Linked DNA regions of Homo sapiens: region 1 is linked to region 2. The links are chromatin loops, found by intact Hi-C in ENCODE. Cell type or tissue: A673. All regions are shown on one strand.

Evidence for each region. Peaks named below come from ENCODE experiments on the same cell type or tissue, not always from the same donor. Only the 100,000 strongest peaks of a DNase experiment are listed, where the experiment ranks them.
Region 1: a loop joins it to region 2, with 2.2 times the contacts of the local background. A loop is called at or near these places in 2 of 110 quality-filtered maps.

Annotation. Positions count from the first base shown.
Region 1 is chr10:35,595,863-35,603,862 of GRCh38, reverse strand. No RefSeq gene overlaps it. Among named protein-coding and RNA genes, the nearest start is that of GJD4, 5.5 kb to the left of the region's middle. RefSeq lists a silencer at 2,615-2,865. In A673, CTCF peaks have their summits at 3,458 (motif pointing left) and 5,301 (motif pointing right); a DNase peak (open chromatin) is centred at 3,472; H3K27ac peaks cover 482 bases.
Region 2 is chr10:35,264,258-35,272,257 of GRCh38, reverse strand. It overlaps a transcript of CCNY not described here. Among named protein-coding and RNA genes, the nearest start is that of LINC02634, 24 kb to the right of the region's middle. In A673, no CTCF peak of the experiment used is centred here; DNase peaks (open chromatin) are centred at 437, 987, 1,957 and 3,117; H3K27ac peaks cover 6,431 bases.

The DNA of each region.
Region 1 (8,000 bases), 330 kb before region 2:
TTGAAATGTAAAGAATGACCCAGTGTCAGTGACAGGCGCTTCTCAGGGTTGGCTCCTCTGGTCCCACCCTTCAGGGCATCTTCTGAGCAGCCCATGCCCACCCATCTCCCTTCTCATCCTGGTCACCTTTGCTCTTCCTCCTTGAAGTCTACCCCATCCCCATTCCTTGTCTTTTTTCTCTTTCTCTTTTTTTCCTCTCTCCTGCTAGGTGACATTTTGCTTTACTTGGAAATCTAACTCTGGTCAGGCGCGGTGGCTCACGCCTGTAAATCCCAGCACTTTGGGAGGCTGAGGTGGGTGGATCACCTGAGGTCAGGAGTTCAAGACTAGCCTGGCCAACATGGCGAAACCCCATCTCTACTAAAAATACAATAATTAGCCGGGCATGGTGGTGGGCACCTGTAGTCCCAGCTACTTGGGAGGCTGAGTCAGGAGAATCACTTGAACTCAGGAGGCGGAGGTTGCAGTGAGCCCAGATCACACACCACTGTACTCTAGCCTGGGTGACAGAGCGAGACTACATCTCAAAAAAGAAAAGAAATCCTAACTCCAGTGGCTACCTGAAGCTAGCTGGAGGTAAGGGAAGCAGAGAAGGTGGAGGCATCTGGGCATCAACTCCCGACTCTCTGTAAGAGCATCCCAGCACCGATGGGAAGGTTTCTGTATGTGTCTGTGGATTAGAGAGAAGATGTGGGGAGTGCTGTGTTCAACCCATGGCCAAAGAAACCAGCTGGGAGTCGGGCTGAAGTGTACAAGATGCCAAACTGGGATAGTTCACTAAACGCAAGTGGTCAGCATGGGCCCTGTGGCTCACATCTGTAATCCCAGCACTTTGAGAGGCCGAGGATGGAGGATCACTTGAGGCCGGAAGTTCAAGTGATCACCCTGGGCAACATAGAGAGCCTCATCTCTACAAAAATGTTTTTAAATTAACCAAGTGTTGGCATGCTTGTGATCCCAGCTACTCAGGAGGCTGAGGTGGGAGGATCACTTGAGCCCAGGAGGTCAAGGCTGCAGTGAGCCATGATCATGCCACTGCACTCTACCTTGGGCCTCAAAGCAAGACCCTGTATCTAGAAAAAAGAAGAAAGTGTTAGCAAAAAGGAAAGAGAACAATAGCACTACATGGCACTCAGCCTTGGCCTCACCTCTCTCTAGTGTAGTGACTTTGGCAAATTATCTAGGCCTCAGTTTTACCATCTATAAACTGGGGTAATGATACTAAACGTACAGGGTTGAGAATTAGTGTTCATTTAAATAAGGTTCTAGCACATTATCTGCCCGGTAAGAAGCTCTCAAAATATGATGAGTTCAGTCAATTCTCATTATTCATAGTAGCTATGTTTTATAAAGTTACCACCAGCACTGCAATAGTGAATACTAGGGGCTCCTTGGGGAAATACACAGTTAGGTGACAACACTTTCACCAATCAATTAACACATTGCCTTATTTTATGTGTGTGTCTGTTCAAATAAATCTTATTTAATATATATTAAACATATATTAACCCATTCACATTAAATCATGGCCCACAGCACTATCACTCACATCTGAATGAAACCCATCTAACACATTCTGAATGTACTTTCTCTGCAAGCCCTGGCACAGCCCTCCTGCACTCAGAAGAACCAGCCAGCACTCGTGCAGCGCTGTGCTTGGGACCATTTTATTTTATTATTAAAAAAAATTTTTTTTTAGAGACAGGGGCTCGCTCTGTCACCCAAGCTGGAGTGCAGTGACATGATCATAGCTTAGCTCACTGCAGCCTGGAACTTCTGGGCTCAAGCCATCCTCCAGCCTCAGCCTCCTGAGTAGCTGGGACTGCAGGGTTGCATCACCAAGCCTGGCTAATTTTTTAGTTTTTTGTAAAGATGGGGGTGTTGCTACATTGCCCAGTCTGGTCTCGAACTCCTGGCCTCAGGCAATCCTCCTGCCTCAGCCTCCCAAAGTGCTGAGACCACAGGTGTTTGCCACTAAACCCATTGGGGGCCACTTTAAATGGCAAAATCACCAACCAAATGCACAAAAATGCAAAAGACATGGCACTAACCAGACCTTGGGAGAAAGTACCCATTGACATTGTGAGAGCAGAAACAAAAAGGCAGGGCAGCCCCTGCTTCCACCCCAGCTGAGAGCACATGTGTCAGGCGACGCACATTTCCCACCACTCTGCATGTGTCCATGAATGGCGGAGAAAGTCTTATGAGTATTGGTTTGGGGATTATGAATAAATTTTAGCAAGTAGATGAACTTGCAAATAAGAAATCTGTGAATATGAGGACCGACTGCACCTAATAGAAGGATCAACTAGCGAGAAGAGCAGCTGAGTCCCAGGAAGGGCCAATTCAGAAGAGAAACGGGTCCCTGGGAACCCCAGGGACTCAGAGTCACAAAAATTGGAGGAGGATCCAGGCTCCAGACCCCACCCTCTTACTCCTGCTTCACTTAGAACACCTCCACTACTGTCTGTGTTGTCTTTTATGCTTTGGCCAAGACTCCCCTTGGATAAAGCGTTCTGCATCTAAAAAGGAATGTTGAAAAAGAGATGGTCTCTGTGAGAATTATTATGAGAGGCAGCTTGATATCAAGGTTAAGGACAGAGGCTCTGCAGTGTGACCTCCTAGATTAAAACTCCAGCTTCTTGACTGTGTGATTGTGGGGGAGTCACTTAACTCAGTGTCTTCACTGTAGAACCACGGTTCCCTACCCCCTAGAATGATGGCAAGGAATACATGGGAAAATGCCTAAAGCCTAGAGAACGGTGCCCCACCAATAATGCATACCCAATCACTGGCTTTTCTTTTTTATTACCTGCCAAGAATGATGTACCAGCAAAGATGCAGGAGGCTTGGAGTGACTTTTTCTCGATGATGGGTGCTCCAGGGCTGGTGGGAAAAGGGCTCCCAGGGAAATAGAGTTCACTTTCTGGAGGGCTAGGAAATGATAGTAACTGTTTTGTTTTGGGGGGTGTGTGTGTGTGTGTGTGTGTGTGTGTGTGTGTGTTTAAGGAATCATGTATCTGATTTGAGAAATATATGTTTTCATTGTTATCAAGATGTAAATGACTTTTCCAGGACTGTAGACAGAAAGCAAATATTTAGCAGCTGCACCAACACAACAGTTTAATCATGCCTACAGTTGCATCTCATCTGCATATGCAAATCTACCCCCAAAATAGATTATACTACTTTCCTGTCAATCTAGTTTCCCACTGGCACAGGTACTGTAGGGTGAACCAGGTCAGTGCCATCCCACCCCAGCCACACTCACAGACTCCCCCTCACAAGACTTAGAGCTAAAAATTAACCACTGATACAAGGAAGAAATTTTCTGTTTTCTTCAGCTGAGCCTTTTCCTGCTCTTAAAGTCCCCAAACAGTCGTTCTTGGACTGCATTTTCAATTCCAGTTCAACTCAACTGCACAGCTCCCCAATGTCTTCTCTACCAAGACAGCATTCACAGTGCCCCCTGGAGTTTGTTTTTGAGGCAGTTGGGCTGGTTCTTCTATGCAGAGAGGCATAGCTTCTCTCCCAAGGGAGGAAAAGAACTTCCAAGCACTGTTCCCACCTCCGACAGTCCTAAGATCTTCCAAGATACACTGAATGGACACAGATTCATTCTCTCAATCATACCAAAATGATGCCTCCTCCCCAAGCCACAGGAGGGCATGCTGGCCAAAGAAGACCCCAGAGGAAAGTGCTGAACTAAACAGCTGCCTATTAGATGCAAGCAGGTCAGATGAGGCTGCAGGTTAATAGATATCTCACTTGTGAGATGTGCATCAATGCGCTTAAATCACATTCCCCAAGGCAGCAAAGACGGGCCCCAGTGTGGAATGCATAGACCCCCAAAATTCCACTTTCCACAGACTCGCGGACCCAGGCATCTTTGGAAATGGAAGTCACCTTAAAATATACTTAGTCACCTTCCCAACTTTCAGGTGAAATTAAGATGTGGCCAAGACCATCCAGCCTCAGTACAGAGCTTAAATGATATTTGCTATCCCTGACTTTTGATCTGTAACACATCAAAAACACACACAAAAAATTCAACTGTCCTGACTGTTAAGAAATACAATTATCTGGATAGCCCAATGTTAGCCCTTCAAGTGTTTGAAATTGTATTATTTTAACTTTTCTATGGAATTTTTTCTAAGGCACCCTTCAGAAACAGCAGAGGCCGGGTGCAGTGACTCACTCCTTCAATCCCAGCACTTTTGGAAGCCAAGGCAGGTGGATTTCTTGAGCCCAGGAGTTCTAGACCAGCCTGGCCAACATGGAGAAATTTCATCTCTACTAAAAATAGTAAAATTAGCCAGGCGTGGTGGTGTGTGCCTGTAGTCCCAGCTACTTGGGAGGCTGAGGTAGGAGGATCACTTGAGCCTGGGAGGCGGAGGTTGCAGTGAGCTGAGATCACACCAGGCCACTGCAGTCCAGCCTGGGCCACAGAGCAAGACCCCGTCTCAAAAAAAAAAAAAAGAAAAGAAAAGAAAAGGAAAAGAAATTGAGCAGAAAAATCAGGGGAATTGAGTTTTCTTTTGTGAAGAAAGCAAAGGACTCCACCATTGCTCACAGGTCCTGAGCAATATGTCAGGACACCCTTCATGTGATATCAGCTGCAATCAAATCCAACACATGTTCTCACCATCCAGGCAGGAAGGAATCATCCTCTTCTTTGTCATTGTTTCTAACAATGCCCTTTGACTTACTGATGCCTTTCAAAACATTACCAATAGTATCATGAACACAGTTAGTACCATAAATGTTCCCTGAGCACCTGCTGTGTCTTCAGCACTGTTCTTGGCACTAGGGAAATGGCAGAGAATGAAGTATAAAAATTCCTGCCCTCACTGAACTTACATCCTAGTGGGAAGAATTGACAAAGAACAAGATAAATGTCTTCAGCAAAATTGACTGTTAGTAATAAGTTCTAAGGAGGGTAGTGGATGCCAAGGTTTAATGGGGTAGCCAGTGTCCTAAGAAGAATACATTTGAGTAAAGACAGAAGCCGGTGAAGGGGCAGCCACGTGGACGTTATGACCACGAGCCCTCCCTGATGAATTCCTGCTCTCTTTTCTAATTCACTTGGACCAGTGGCTGCATGGCACATTTTGAAAATTACTAAAATGCCCTAAAATTCTGTATAGTGTATGCACATGGACCAAGTTACCTCCTGCAGCCTGTCTGTAACTCGTGTCACCTGTCCCTCGCAGGCTAAAGTGACACTACCCAGCAGGGACCTGGTGGAAGCATTCCCAGGCGTCGTTTTCTCTCCAACACACAGGTGTCCAGCAGGGGTCTCTGCACTGGCCACAAACACACTGTTCCTTTCACGGATGGGAATATTCATTTTTAGAGTCAAATCAATGAAAAAAGTACTCATCAAGCAGTCACTGGTAGTCAAAGAAGTAATTAGGAGAAAACAGCACAAAGTTCAAGGGTAGAGGACGTGGGTTCAGTTCTGGTTCCAATTGCTGACCAGTGTTTGACCTTCAGCAAATATTAGGTTGACACAGAAGTAATTATGGTTTTTGCCATTAATCATGACGTTGCCCAGGCTGGTCTTGAACTCGTGGCCTCAAATGATCCTCCTGCTTCAGTCTCCCAAAGCACTGAGATTCCAGGTGTGAGCCACCTCGCCCGGCCACAGGTTCTCTCTCTAGGTGAGTGGCACCAAGATCCATCTCACCCAAGCAGAAAACTAGTACTCAGTGTCCGTGAGGTATGTTTTAAAATTTCACTGCTTAAAGCTCTTCAGTGGCTCCTCACTGATGGTGCCAAACAGAGCTTGCCTGGCCCTGCGAGCCCTGGACTCCGCTTGCCTCTCGGGCCTCACCCTTTACTCCCCCCGACCCTGCAATGGCACTGACCTTGCACGGCCTCTGATCTCTGCTGCCTCTGAGACTTGCCACAGCCGTTTCCTCTCTGTGACTGGCTCCCAGGGATTTCTATCTCCTTTGCCCAAGACTGGGTTGGGTGTCCTCCTCTTGCGGTGCTCATTATGACAAGAAGCACATGCATTGTCAGAGCAATGCCTGCCCTGCCCAGCCTCTCTGCCCTGCCACCCCCAGCCCAAGACCATGTGAGGCTCTAGTCCTCCCTGGCCAAGATGTGCCTTTGCACTCACTGCCCCTCAGCTGGAAGTCAGCTCCACTTCATCAACAGTAGAGAGAATACGCTGGGAAGAGGTCCGGCCAGTCTCAGTCCCCCACGGATCCTGAATCTTTTTCACTCAGTTGTGAAACAGGGATAATCAAAGCTCCTACTTCTCAGGGTTGTAAGAGAATGAAACGAACTAACAAGTGTAAACTGCCCAGCACAGCAGAAACATCCGATAAATAGTAGGAAGAATTCGGTTTGCTTCGTATGTTTCTTTTTTTTTTTTTTTTTCTGAGACGGAGTCTCACTCTGTCACCAGGCTGGAGTGCAGTGGCATGATCTCGGCTCACTGCAACCTCCGCGTCCCAGGTTCAAGCAATTCTCCTGCCTCAGCCTCCCGAGTAGCTGGGACTACAGGCACACGCCACCACGCCCAGCTAATTTTTTTATTTTTAGTAGAGATGAGGTTTCACCATGTTGGCCAGGATGGTCTCAATCTCTTGACCTCATGATCTGCCCGCCTCGGCCTCCCAAAGTGCTGGGATTACAGGTGTGAGCCACCACGCCTGGCCTTCTTCTTGTCGTTCATACTTCTTTCACATGGTCCATTTTTTGTGTGTGTACAGGGCTGGCCTTTTTTGGCATGGCCAACCAACTGGAGTGGTTCTTTCTCTTTGCTCAGTGAATGAAGCAGTCACAACACACCAGAGGCTATTTCTCATGTCTCGAACCCTTCCTGATTCAACGTTCCCTGGCATGGGATGTTCACTGTCAACCATTCGGTCCTGACCTCTCTGTGTCCACAGCCCTTTCCAAAGCCTAGGGCTCCCGATGGCCAGACATTTGTCCAAATCTTAATTATCTGCAAAAGTGTGTTGCACTATTTCTCTGATGGAACAGATTCCATGACCCGCTGAGGCCTTCCAAGAGCACAGCTCCCCAGCAATCAGTGGCAGCACCCCTGAATGGAGGGTGCTTGTCCCACGAGCGCTAACACCCACAGGCAATGCACTGCCAGCCGGAGTTCTTCTGTGCTTTGCAACCAGCATTTCACAAATGGCAGCACTGTATGTTTGCAGGGAGGTCCTCTCTGCTTGGAAGCAGTGCAGGCTTTGCTTTTTCAAAATTTTAAGTTATCGTGTTTTATTCTCTTTGTTGTATATACCATTGAAGAAGTTAGTCTTTTTAAATTGACACATGATAATTGTACATAGTTATGAGTACAGTGTGATGTTCCAATACACGTATAGACTGTGTAATGATCAAATTGGGATAATTAGCATATCCAGCATCTCAAATACTTACCATTTCTTTGTGATGGGAACATTCAAAATCCTCTCCTCTAGCTATTTTGAAATATAGAACACATTATTGTTAACTATGTCACCCCACTATGTGACAGCACATGAGGACTTATTAAGAAAGCTTTCTTCTTACATTCTTTTTTTCTAAGTAGTAAAAGTAGATGGAGGAGGCCAGGCCCGATGGCTCACACCTGTAATCCCAGCACTTTGGGAGGCCGAGGCAGGCAGATCACCTGAGGTCAGGAGTTCGAGACCAGCCTGGCCAACATGGTGAAACCCCATCTCTATGAAAAATATGAAAATTAGCTGGGCACGGTGGTGCCCACCTGTAATCCCAGCTACTTGGGAGGCTGAGGCAGGAAAATCGTCTGAACCTGGGAGGCGGAGGTTGCAGTGAGCCAAGATCATGCCACTGCGCTCCAGCCTGGGTGACAGAGTGAGACTCTTTCTCAAAAAAAAAAAAAAAAAGTAAATGATTGTTTTCCTTCCCTTCTGGATAACAGGCAGGCAGCTTACGGACCCTGGGTAGGGCCTCCTGCCTCAACACACCTATGCCTCTTGTCTAACATCAAATATTAAATACTTGAGGTCTTCTGG
Region 2 (8,000 bases):
CCCAGCACTTTGGGAGGCCGAGGCAGGCAGATCACCTGAGGTCAGGAGTTTGAGACTAGCCTGGCCAACATGGAGAAACCCCCTCTCTACTAAAAATACAAAAATTAGCTGGGCATGGTGTTGCATGCCTGTAATCCCAGCTACTCAGGAGGCTGAGGTAAGAGAATCACTTGAACCTGGCAGGCGGAGGTTGCAGTAAGCCGAGATCGCTCCACTGCACTCCAGCCTGGAGCGAGACTCTGTCTAAAAAAACAGAGAGATTTATGGCACTTTGTGACAGTGTCATACATTTTAGGTCATCATGGGTTTGCATTTTTCTCCATTTGGCTTCAGCTGCCTGAGTGCAAGTGAAGAGTGAGCCATTAGTGGTATTTTCACTGGGGCCAGCATTGTACCTCAAGTACAACAGAAAGAAAGGAGCATGTGAGTTGAGGGTGTAAGCCAGAGGTTAATTATAATAATGCACTGTGGAACCCAAGGGGGTTGCCAAGGGGGGCAGAGGGCAAAGCGCCAAGGAAATGGATTACAAGCCCCAGTGGGGTTGGAGGGGCCACTCTGGCATCGGTGAAGGAGGGAATGAGCTGCAAAGACAGATGGTGGAGGTGCAGAGTGGGAAGCTCAGATTTCTCCTCTCAGAGGACAGCAGTCAGGCTGCACTTTAGCCTGGGTGACCCTGTCTTTCAGAAAAGCCTAGCAGGTTAGGCTCTGGTAAAATAGTTTCTCCTGAGGGCTGGCCTTGTTGAGAACAGAATGCTCGGGTATTTCAGAATGGAGACTTTCCCTTCCCCCTGCCAGAAGCACAGGGGATTTTTCTTCAGCCTTCATTGTGAGGACCTGGTAGAGCTCTGGGAGGTAAATTCAAAGGAGTGTGTGGGACTCTTTTCTGAATGGCTCCCCCTGAAGTTTTTAACTCTCAGGCTTCTCCACGCTGAACCTTCAGCAATCCATCCACTGCAGTTCAAGTTTTCCTGTCCTGGAGCTGATTCCTGGGGAGATTTTTGTTTGTGGGTTTCTGCTCTATTAAGTTGTGGTTTTCCATAACTGCCTGTTTGTCTCTTCAATTCTGGGGACAGTGGTTTTCCCTGTGACTTCACTTCTCTGAGAGATCTAAAAGGAGCTGTTGATTTTTCAGTTTGTTCAGCTTTTTACTTGTTATAACAGAGCGTGACTTCTAATCCCTTACATGTCAGGCCAGAAACTGTTATAAACTTTAACTCAATAAAAATATACCAAGGCCAAGCTTGGTGGCTCACACCTGTAATCTCAGCACTTTGGGAGGCTGAGGCGGGCGGATCACGAGGTCAGGAGATCGAGACCATCCCGGCTAACACGGTGAAGCCCCGTTTCTACTAAAAATACAAAAAATTAGCCGGGTGTGGTGGCGGGCGCCTGTAGTCCCAGCTACTTGGGAGGCTGAGGCAGGAGACTGGCATGAACCCGGGAGGCAGAGCTTGCAGTGAGCCGAGATCACACCACTGCACTCCAGCCTAGGCGACAGAGCAAGACTCTGTCTCAAAAAAAAAAAAAAAGAAAAAAAAAAGAACTGACCATGTCTAAGAATTGCGAAAAGGGGTAGAGATTCAGCTACACACTGAAGTTAGAGCAACAAAAAAGCGACAGCATGATTGGCAGGTGTTGTTGTGGACTCTGGGCAAATTGGAGCACTCACACTTCCAGCACATGCACCAATTCAGGCAAAAACCAAAAATATGTTATTTTAAAATTTTAATTTTTGCATAGTGAGAACAAAATCTGAAAATGTCTCTACAATTAGTTTATCAACCCTGAAACAAGAAAGTGACAAGTCTGATGTCACTGGATGTGAGTCATGGAGGACACATTGGTAATTCCTCCCCTTTCTTCTATTTTTCTATTTGTGCTAGATTTGAATGTTTTTGTCCCTTCCAAAATTCATTAGACTAAAGTGAATTTTAGTCTCCTATGCAACACTATTAAGAGGAGCACCCTTTTGGAGGGGACTGGGTCATGAGAGCAAACCCTCATGAATGGGATCGGGTGCCCCTACCAAAGGGCTTGTTGGAGGGAGTTTACTCCTTTTTTCACCCTGAATGAGTCATTAAGGGCAATTGGAGTAAGGGCTCAGAAGCAGAGGAGAGTTGTAGAGAAAGCTTCAGTCTCAGAGATTACTGAAGTGATTGTGAAGAAAATGTTGGTTGAAATATGGACAATAAAGGTCATTCTGATGAGGTCTTAGGTGGAAATGAGGAATATCTTGTTGGAAACTACAAGAAAGGTCATATGTTCAAAAGTGGCAAAGAACCTGTCTGAATTATGTTCATGTTCTAGTACTTTGTAGAAGGCAGAATTTAAGAGTGATGAACTTGGCCGGGCACGTAACCCCAGCACTTTGGGAGTCTGAGGCAGGTGGATCACTAGGTCAGGAGTTCAAGTCCAGCCTGGCCAACATGGTAAAACCCCATCTCTACTAAAAATACAAAAATTAGCCGGGCATGGTGGTGGGCACCTGTAATCCCAGCTACTTCAGAGGCTGAGGCAGGAGAATCGCTTGAACCCCAGGAGGCGGAGGTTGCAGTGAGCTGAGATCATGCCACTGCACTCCAGCCTGGGTGACAGAGTGAGACTCCATCTCAAAAAAAAAACAAAACAAAAAAAAAAAAAGAGTGGCGAACTTGGCTGGGCACAGCGGCTCATGCCTGTAATCCTAGCACTTTGGGAGGTTGAGGAGGGTGGATCACTTGAGGTCAGGAGTTTGAGACTCAGCCTGGCCAACATGGCAAAACCCCACCTTTACTAAAAATACAAAACTTAGCCAGGTGTAGTAACCCCGGCTACTAGGAAGGGTGAGGCAGGAGAATCGCTTGAACCCAGGAGGTGGAGGTTGCAGTGAGCCAAGATTTTGCCACTGCACTCCAGCCTGGGCAACAGAGTGAGACTCTGTCTCAAAAAACAAAAAAGAAAGCAAGAAAGCAGGAAGGAAGGAAGGAAGGAAGGAAGGAAGGAAGGAAGTAGATTATTTGGCAAAGAAAATCTCTAAGCAGTGTTCAGTGTGCCGCATGGCTGCTTTTAACTGCTTATAGTAAAATGCCAGAAGGAAGAATCAGTTAAAGAGAAAATCTATCATCAAAAGGGAGGCAGTATGTAAAAATGTGGAAAATTTTCAGCCTGGCCACATAAATCTTTAAAAAGTATTCTTAAGGATAGAAAACTGAGGGTGTGGCCAAGTGACTGTTTGATAAGGAGATAAGTACGCATAGAAGGAAGCCAGATGCTGTTCATGAAGATAATGGGAGAATCACCTTAGAGGCATTCCAGAGATCTCCAGGGCTACCAGGCCCTTCACAGGCCCACAGTGCTAGGCCCTTGAGGGCAGAATGGCAAAGGAGGGGCCCCAGGAGCCCTTGAGACCGCTGGGCTTGCTGCCTCCCCGCATTCTGGCCCAGTGCTGCTTGGTCACTCTGGCTGTGCCTCCAGCAGGCCCAGGTATGGCTCAGGCCACTGCTGTGAAGTTCAGGCCATAAACCTTGGTGGCACTCATGTAGTGCTAACTCTGTAGGCAAGCAGAATGCAAGGGCTGTACAGGCTGGCCATCTCCACCTAGATTTCAAAGGATGCCTCAGAGAGCCTTGGGGCCAGGCAAAGGACTGCCACAGGGAAGGGGTCACTGCAGAGAGCCCTGGCTAGAATGCTTAGTGGAGCTGTGGGAACAGGGCTACCTCAAGACCCTAGACTTGTGGGGCCACCAGCACACAATACCAGCTTGGGAGAGCCCCAGGAACACAACACAAACCTGTAAGAGCTGTGGTATACACTGTGCTCAGCAAAACCACGGGGGCAGGGAAGCCTCAGGGACCCAACCACAGCCATGTGGGACACGAGGCAAAGATTGTATTCAAGCCTTAAGATTGAATGTTGTTTGTCGTTGTTGGTAGAGACAGAGTTTCACCATGTTGGCCAGGCTGTTCTCGAACTCCTGACCTCAAGTGACCCACCTGCCTCAGCCTCCAAAAGTGTTGGGATTATAGGTGTGAGCCACCGCACCTGGCATTTAAATTCTTTTACACCAAGAAGATAAGAACCAAGGGGCCCTGCACAGTGGCTCACGCCTGTAATCCCAGCATTTTGGGAGGCCAAGGCAGGCAGATCACTTGAGGCCAGGAGTTCGAGACCAACCTAAAAATACAAAATTAGCCGGGTGTAGTGGCGCATGCTTATAATCCCAGCTACTTGGGAGGCTGAGGCAGGAGAATCCCTTGAGCCTGGGAGGCGCAGGCTGCAGTGAGCCAGCCAAGATTGCATCACTGCACTCCAGTCTGGTCATGAGACTCTGTCTCAAAAAAAAAGGAAAAAAGAAGATAAGAACTGAAGTATCACATCAGCCATCAACAACACCCCATCTCAAAAATAATTCTTACTTTTTCAGCTATGGGTTAACCCATCAGTTTTTTCAACTTAGTAAATCAGTGACTTTATTCCACCGCTCAGCTATTTACCCGACATTGCACAACTCAAGCAGGAACATGTAAGGAACAAAAGGGCAGCACTCGTGCCCACACTGTCCTTTTTATTAGTTTCTTTGGTTTTTCATCCTGGGAATCGATACTTGGAAGCAGTGTTTTCTGTCACAAGAGGGAGCAACCAGGGCCCCATCGTCTTCCTTTTACATCTATATCATTGTCAGAACCTCTCCTCTGGCTTCCTGCCAGACTCAGACCAAATCTACCCCCATGCCCACCACCATGGACATGTTGGACTGTCAGCTGTGTATCCCAGCAGAACGGGGTGACAGCTCCACGCTGGGCTCTTTAGCCTGTTCCTCATTTGGCAACAAAAGAATGAGCCAGCCCCAGAGTGTTTGAGCATGTCAACAGGAAGGAGAATTGGAGAAGAAAGAGGCCCACCAGGGAAGAAGCTTCCCACAAAAGCCCGAGGATGAGGCTGGAATTATCCTCTTTTTTTTTTTTTTTCTAAGTGATGGGATCTCTCTCTGTTGCCCAGGCTGGAGTAGGATGGCACAATGATAGCTCACTGCAACCGCAAACTCCTGGGCTCAAGTGATCCCCCCAACTCAGCCTCCCAAAGCGGAGGGATTACAGGAGCACCACTCTGCACCCGTCCTGGAATGACTCTCTTATGGAAAGAGCTGTTCTATGTGCCCTCATTACCCACAGTAGGTCATTTTTTTTTTTTTTTTTGAGACAGAAGTCTCACTCTTATCCACCAGGCTGGAGTGCAATGGCACGATCTCAGCTCACTGCACCCTCCGCCTCCCAGGTACAAGCGATTCTCCTGCCTCAGCCTCCTGAGTAGCTGGGATTACATGTGCCTGCCACCACACAGCTAATGTTTGTATTTTTAGTAGAGACAGGGTTTCACCGTGTTGGCCAGGCTGGTCTCGAACTCCTGATCTCAGGAGATCCACCTGCCTCGGCCTTCCAAAGTGCTGGGATTACAGGTGTGAGCCACCGCACCCGGCGACAGTAGGTCATCTTTCAAGGAGAGCCCTAGAAAGTGGAATGAATTACATTCAAATCAGGTCAACACTTTCTAAATCTATACAAGTAAAAAATAAGAACGCTTAATGACACCCTTCCTGATGCTAACGATTCCCCCCGCATCACCCACTGTAGGGCTATCTCTGTGACCGACATTGCATTAGGGCTCTTGTTACATTCTGTTCGGTTCGTTTATGGTTAATGAGAAGTATTTTCATTGCAGCACAGGAGGATCCTCTATATGGGGAAGTAATAGAACAGGAGAAATGTGTGCCTGTGTCCACGCGTGAGAGAGAGAATGTTTTAAATCAGTCTGCTACATGGAATTCCTCCACCAAGTGATCAAAAAATCATGCTACATTTCTCACTTCAGAAGTTATCTGGGGCCAGGGGTGGTGGCTCACGCCTGTAATTCCAGCACTTTGGGAGGCCAAAGCTGGTAGATCACCTGAGGTCAGGAGTTTGAGACCAGCCTGACCAACATAGTGAAACCCCATCTCTACTAAAAATACAAAAAAAAAAAAAAAAAAAAAAGGAAATTAGCCGGGCATGGTAGCGCATGCCTGTAATCCCAGCTACTCGGGAGGCTGAGACAGGAGAATTGCTTGAACCTGGGAGGTGGAGGTTGTAGTGAGCCGAGATTGTACCACTGCACTCCAGCCTGGGGGACAGAGCAAGACTCCATCTCAAAAAATAATAATAGTAAATAAAAAAAGAGAAGTTTCCTGGAGATACATGTAAATTCTTTTCTGTCATCTTTTATTCTTCATAACAACCCAGGGATGGCTTATGTCATTTAGAATTTTAAATTTTCAAATAATTGTGCTTGTAGAATGTAAAGAGTGGGGCTGGCTTCTGCTGTGTGACCCACAGCCTCTCCCGGTGGCCTGCAGGTGTGACTCTGACAGCGTGGGAGGCAGCAAGCATGCCAGTGACACGCTGGTGGGCTTCATATCTGCCCCACCTTGGCCAACCCACTAGACCTTCTTCTATGCTCCTCTCAGAAGCTATGTGCTTTGGAGAGCCATTCCCTGAAAAGCCCCCTTCTCCTTAACCACTAAGGAAACTTCACATATAAGGCAACCCGTGCCCTGCTTCAGTGACAGGACGCCTGTGTGCATCCTCAGCTCCTCATTCAAAGCCGGCCGGGAGCGGCACCTTCAGGCGCTTGGCGTGGGCCTCTCGCTGCTGTCTCCCCCAGCTCTCAACGCTGGCTGCACGGTCAAGACCTAGCGCACAGGGCTCACTGCAGGCAAGAGGCCTCCACAGAAGTAACTGATTTATGCACCAAAGTTGCAAAGTGAAGTTTAATAAATGACAGTGGAAAGGCCCAGAAATTCACAACTAAAACAACTGTAGAAACCCTAATCTCCACCCATAAACATACACATCATTATTTGTCAAGTTAAAAAGAACACTAATCTTCAGCTTTCTTCTTTATTTATCTAATTTGTTTTCCTTTGACAAGGAAAGAATGAGATTAGTACGTAAGATGCCGGAATTATTTCTTCACATTATGTCCATCGCAATAGGTCACCAGTCTACTAATACCCTCAGCCTATTCCTAGTCGTTTGATTGTGAAGATTTTCATTGTAGGCAGTCCCCAAATATTTCATCATCATTTGTTAAAAGTAGAGACACAAGGATTCTCTTGCTATCATCCCTCCCCCTTTAAGAAATTAAGAGTGCAGAGCAAAATGAACTATCATCAGAGTGAAGAGATAACCTACAGAATGGGAGAAAATTTTCCCAACCTATCCATCTGACAGTGGTCTAATATCCAGAGTCTACAAGGAACTTAAATTTACAAGAAAAAACAAAAACAAAAACACCACCACTAAAAACTGGGCAAAAGGCCGGGCGCGGTGGCTCAGGCCTGTAATCCCAGCACTTTGGGAAGCCAAGGTGGGTGGATCACCTGAGGTCAGGAGTTTGAGACCAGCCTGGCGAACTTGGCGAAATTAGCCAGGTGTGGTAGTGGGCACCTGTTATCCCAGCTACTTAGGAGGCTGAGACAGGAGAATCACTTGAACCTGGGAGGCTGAGGTTGCAGTGACCCGAGATCACGCCACTGCACTCCAGCATGGGTGACAGAATGAGACTCTGGCTCAAAAACAAAACAAAACAAAACAAAAAACTGGGCAAAGGACCTGAACAGACACTGCTCAAAAGATATACATGTGGCCAACAAACATATGAAAAAAAAATCAACAATACTGATCATTAGAGAAATGCAAATCAAAACTACAATGAGATACCATCTCATACCAGTCAGAGTGGCTATTATTAAAATGTCAAAAAACAACAGATGCTGGTGAAGTTGCAGAGAAAAAAGAACTTTGTTACACTGTTGGTGGGAATGTATATTAGTTCAACCATTGTGGAAGACAGTGTGGTGATTCTCAAAGACCTAGAGGCAGAAATACCATTTGACCTGACGAGTTAATGGGTGCAGCACACCAACATGGCACATGTATACATATGTAACAAACCTGCACATTGTGCACATGTACCCTAAAACTTAA